Regions from separate parts of the Homo sapiens genome. Here region 2 is linked to region 1. The links are chromatin loops, found by intact Hi-C in ENCODE. Cell type or tissue: natural killer cell. All regions are shown on one strand.

The links. A loop is a pair of places that touch in the nucleus more often than their neighbours do. Peaks named below come from ENCODE experiments on the same cell type or tissue, not always from the same donor. Only the 100,000 strongest peaks of a DNase experiment are listed, where the experiment ranks them.
Region 2: a loop joins it to region 1, with 23 times the contacts of the local background. A loop is called at or near these places in 65 of 110 quality-filtered maps.

What each region holds. Positions count from the first base shown.
Region 1 is chr15:65,856,026-65,858,525 of GRCh38, reverse strand. The region is part of intron 2 of LOC105370866 (a long non-coding RNA gene); the gene reads right to left. Among named protein-coding and RNA genes, the nearest start is that of TRQ-CTG1-4, 12 kb to the left of the region's middle. RefSeq lists enhancers at 299-378, 439-528 and a silencer at 1,410-1,499. In natural killer cell, CTCF peaks have their summits at 1,293 and 1,494 (motif pointing right); DNase peaks (open chromatin) are centred at 615 and 1,475; H3K27ac peaks cover 590 bases.
Region 2 is chr15:65,637,763-65,640,262 of GRCh38, reverse strand. It overlaps SLC24A1 (solute carrier family 24 member 1), which reads right to left. Exons shown (of 10, transcript NM_004727.3): 3 at 2,082-2,135; 4 at 560-668. Among named protein-coding and RNA genes, the nearest start is that of SLC24A1, 17 kb to the right of the region's middle. In natural killer cell, a CTCF peak has its summit at 1,486 (motif pointing left); a DNase peak (open chromatin) is centred at 1,472.

The DNA.
Region 1 (2,500 bases):
ATAAGAGTTCAGAGCAGTAGAGAGGTGGGTAGTGACTTGCAGTTCAAAATAGAGTAGTCAAGGCAGCCTCACTAGAAGGTACATTTGAGCAAAGATTTAAAGGAGGTGAGGGAATGAATCACACCGATTATCTAGGGGAAAAATACGCAGGCAGGTGGAATAGCTAATGTGAAGACCCTAAGGCAGAAGCTTGTCTAGCAAGTGCGTGGTCTGTAAACGGACCAGGGAGGTGGATTAGAGCAGGTACTATAAATAAAAGCAGAAGTAGGAGATGGGTCAGAGAAGTAAAGAAGCCAGATCTTGAAGGGCCTCATGGGCCACTGTAAGGCTTGTACTCTGAGTAAACTGGTGAAACATGAGAAGGTTTTGAGCAGAGGAGTGACATGATCTGACCTACATTTTAAAAGGAAAAATCTGGCTGCTCTGTTGAAAACATTGTAGGAGGAGAAGGATGGAAGCAGGGAGACCAGTTGGGAGGTTGTTATAAGAATCCAAGCAAGAAATCAATGCAACAGCTTCAAATGCAGACTAATATTCACTAGTGTATTTTGTAGACGTCATTGATTGTAGGATACATCCTGATTTCAGAGATGTTAAAATATGCAGTGTGAATTGCATTATGCAGTGTGAATTGCAATATGCAGGGCTAAATCAGTGACTCAAATACCACAAGTGTTGGTTGTTGAAGACATGATTTTCTGAAACAGTGAACAACTTTTGGTAAAGTTCCAAATGTAGCTAAATACTATTTTCTGTCAATTTACTCATTAGCCTCATATCTGGATATTCTGTTTATATTAAAACCATGCAAAAATAGTTTATATTTATATATAAAATGGAATGAGAGGCTAGGCTCAAATTATTACACACAAGTTTTTAAAAATCTACATTAATGTCGAGCAGGGCATTAAAAGTTGTGCGGAATGTGGGAAAATTCTGTAATGTATTTACCCATACATTATCAGAAATCTAATGCCCCTGGCCCACATTCTGTAAATGACCAATTATTGTGACAGCCAAAATTTCTCCCCAAGGCTAGGTGCAGTGCTCACGCCTACAATTCCAGCACTTTGGGAGGCCGAGGCGGGCGGATCACTGGAGGTCAGGAGTTCGAGACTAGCCTGGCCAACATGGTGAAACCCCGTCTCCACTAAAAATACAAAAACTAGCTAGGCATGGTGTTGCGTGCCTGTCATCCCAGCTACTCGGGGGACGAGGCAGAGGTTGCATTGAGCCAAGATGGCGCCACTGCACTCCAGCATGGGTGACAAGAGTGAAACTCTGTCTCAAAAAAAAAAAAAAAAGTTTCTTCCCAAATTTCCAAAGAGAGCCCTAGAATGTGATGCCAGCAGAGTGCATGATCCAGAAACATACTATTATGGTCCAACCAGAGAGAAGCCTGGGTGGGCTGCATGATGGGTGAAGGGAGACACCCAGCACCTTAGTGACACCTGTAGCCTCGCCTCAATGTGCTGCAACTCTCCCACCACCAGGGGGAGCTAGCCTTAGGATGAGGCTTTTATTATACCTTTTTAGGCAATGTAATTTTCTTTAAAAATGTGATAAAATACACATAAAACGTACCATCTCAACCATTTTTACGTTGTACAGTGTACATTCACATTGTTATGCAACAAATATACCCAGAACTATTTTCTTTCTTTCTTTTTTTTTTTTTTTGTTTGAGACTGAGTCTTGCTTTCTTGCCCAGGCTGGAGTGCAGTGGCACGATCTTGGCTCACTGCAAACTTCACCTCCCCGGTTCCAGCGATTCTCCTGCCTCAGCCCCCCGAGTAGCTGGGACTACAGGCACCCGCCACCACCCCCAGCTAATTTTTGTATTTTTAGTAGAGATGGGGTTTCACCATGTTGCCTAGACTGGTCTCGAACTACTGACCTCAAGTGATCCTCCTGCCTCAGCCTCCCAAAGTGCTGTGATTACAGGCATAAGCCACCTCGCTCGGCCCCAGAACTCTCTTCATCTTGCAAAACTGAAACTCTATACCCATTATGCAATGCCCTGGCAGCCACCATTCTACTTTCTGTCTCTATGAGTTTGATTACCCTAGGTATCTCATCTAAGGGGAATCATAGGGTATTTACACTTTTATGTCTAACTTATTTCACTCAATATAATGTCTTTAAGAGGCTTTTACCGCCAGGCATGGTGGCTCACTCCTGTAATCCCAGCAACTTTGGGAGGCCGAGGTGGATGGATCACCTGACGCAGGAGTTCGAGACCAGCCTGACCAACACGGAGAAACCCCATCTCTACTAAAAATACAAAATTAGCTGAGCGTGGTGGCACATGCCTGTAATCCCAGCTACTCAGGAGGCTGAGGCAGAATTGTTTGAACTCAGGAGGCGGAGGTTGCGGTGAGCCAAGATCGCACCATTGCACACCAGCCTGGGCAACAAGAGGGAAACTCCGTCTCAAAAAAAAAAAAAAAAAAAAAAAAAAAAAAAAAAGAGGCTTTTACCTTGAAGGCAAAGGGCAAGA
Region 2 (2,500 bases), 220 kb after region 1:
CCTTTGGGATTCCAGACTTGGGGAGGAGTTGGCAGGTTTCCTAGGACTCCAGAGTTGAATATAAAGCAAAAGGAAGTGCCACTAAGAACTTCTGGGCTTTGGGACCCTACAAGAGGCGTCCCCAGAAGCAGCCCAGGCCAGTCAGCCTGGGCTGAGCTGCTTGGCTAGACACTCTCCATGGAACACTGGGGCTGACTCCTGGGCAGTGGGCTTTGCAGGGCAGCCCCATCCCAAATCTGTGCAGAGCACATGGTACTCACAGCCTAACTGCAGGTTAATGCCTTCATTTTACAGGGAGGGACAGAGGCAGGGAAGTGGGATGTGGATACCCAAGGACCTTAGCCTCCATGTTCTTTGTTGCCCTCTCTTGGTGAGTCCCCTGTCTTGGTCTCTACCCTCTTTCCCAGACTGTCTGACTTTTACTACTTTCCTCTGCTTATTATCTCTTCCCACTCCCTCCTCACTGCCTCTAGGATTTTCAGGTCCCAGTTCTTCTCCAGCTGCAGGAGGGAAGGAGTGGATGGGGCAAACCACAAAGGTCTGGAGAGGCCTTGCTTACCTTCCCTCAGGGGGTCCAGGCTGTGGAGCATGAGCTGGTAGATGGTGCTGCGGATGGTGCTGTTGTGCAGAGAGGTCGAGCTGCTCCCTCGGGTCAGCAAGGACGGGAGCTGAGCAAGAGGAGAGCCGCACAGTGGGCCCCTGTCCAAGCCAGGGGAGGAACCACACGAGGGCATCACTAACCTTGCCTCTTTCCCATAAAGATCAGGGAGAAAGCACAGATGCCTTATCCTGACCTCCCCTCTTCCTCCACCTCCAACCAGAAGAGTTACACTACTTTCTTTCTCAGCCTCCCCTCAGCTCTTCCAGGACTATTTTGTTTTAGGTACTGAATAATTTCCCAACGTCTCCACAGGGAGCAACCTGGTGTATTAGGAATATCACGTTATGAAGGGTTTGCACATCCCTGCAAGTACACCCTCAGAAACACTCCCTCACCCACACACCACACAGACAGACCCACTGCACATGGCTACAGCCCTTTACAGTCCACAAAGAGCATTATCACGTTTTATCATTGCCCCACTCCCAGAGACAAGCAAAGCTATGATCCCCATCTATGGAAAGGGAAAGGAAAACTCAAAGAAGCTAGGTGCCTAAGCCAAGGTCATGCAGGAAGTAAATGAAAGAGTCAGACTGGTACCCAGGTCTTCTGTGGTCTTCTGATTCCCAGTTTTCAGTTTTGTTTTGGTTTTTTTTCTGCCCATGTGCTCAGAGACCCTCACAGGTACACACATACACACACATCTATACTGTACAGACACAGATGTGACACTTATTCATAGTGACACATATAGAAATATCATCTGATTTACAATGGAACATCCAAAGACAACGCTTCCACACTTGCGGAGTCCTCCCTCCCTTCTCTTCTTCCTCCCTCCTTTCTTCCCCCTCATCCCTCTGATCTGAACTCTTCTGCCATCTAGTGGTTGTGGTGACACTACTTCACCACAAGTCAGAGATTTTCTTTGGATGGGGGAGGTTCTTTAGGTTCAAGTTCGGAACTCCTTTCAAAGTTCCCCATAATTCTTTCCAGATACTTCATAGACTATAAACAGCTAAGACACAGTTTTTCAGAAACCTCAGACTCCTGTCCTCTCCAGTTCCCCTGCTATCTTTCTCTTAGTTCTGGGGCATTCCAAAGCCATAGGTAATCTGGCTTTTATATCAATCATACAATGTTGGGCTGTACATTAGGACTTGAATTCATCTAGTTCAAACAGTCATTTTACAGATGCAGAATCTGAAGCTCAAGGTCACACAGCAAGCTAATGGCAGAGAGGACTGTAACATTCCAGACTTAGCTCCCAAACTAGCACCTCCTCAAAGGCCATCTAGAGGTGAGAGTTCTCAGAAAAAGAGCCCTCTCCTCCCTTGCCTCACCCTGGCAGCGCTCCCAGGAGTTTCCTAGGCCTGAGCACAGCCAGGGTCCCCAGCACAGGGCCACAATACCCTGGGCCTGTGATCATCCACTGAGACCCTGCAGTGTCCCCACTGGGCAGACTCCATACGGCACCCACCTTCAGCTTCTTGTTATCCTGTAGCTCATCCACCGCAATGGCCCCATCGCCCGGCTGCAAACAGGGAGAGGAGTCACGAGATGTTGTGGCGAGACCCTCACTTTCTCCCTACATCCCTTTCTCCACGGAAGTCCTCAGGTTGAAATACAGAAACACACTCCGAGATAACCTGGTCTCAGAAAATGTTTCAACATGTTCCATCCCTCCAGTCTGACCTTCTATAATCTGGCTTCAGCCTGCAATGCAGTACCCCCAGTCGAATCTGTCCACTCACCATAGTCCAGTGGCACCAACTGTCTTTGGGTTTCTGAAATGTGCCATCCTCTTCACCCACCTCAAAACCCTCATCACAGGGCCCCTCGCCCCCTGTCCGTAATGCTCTTTCCCTCCTCAGGCTTCTGGTCTCCACTTAAGTGTCA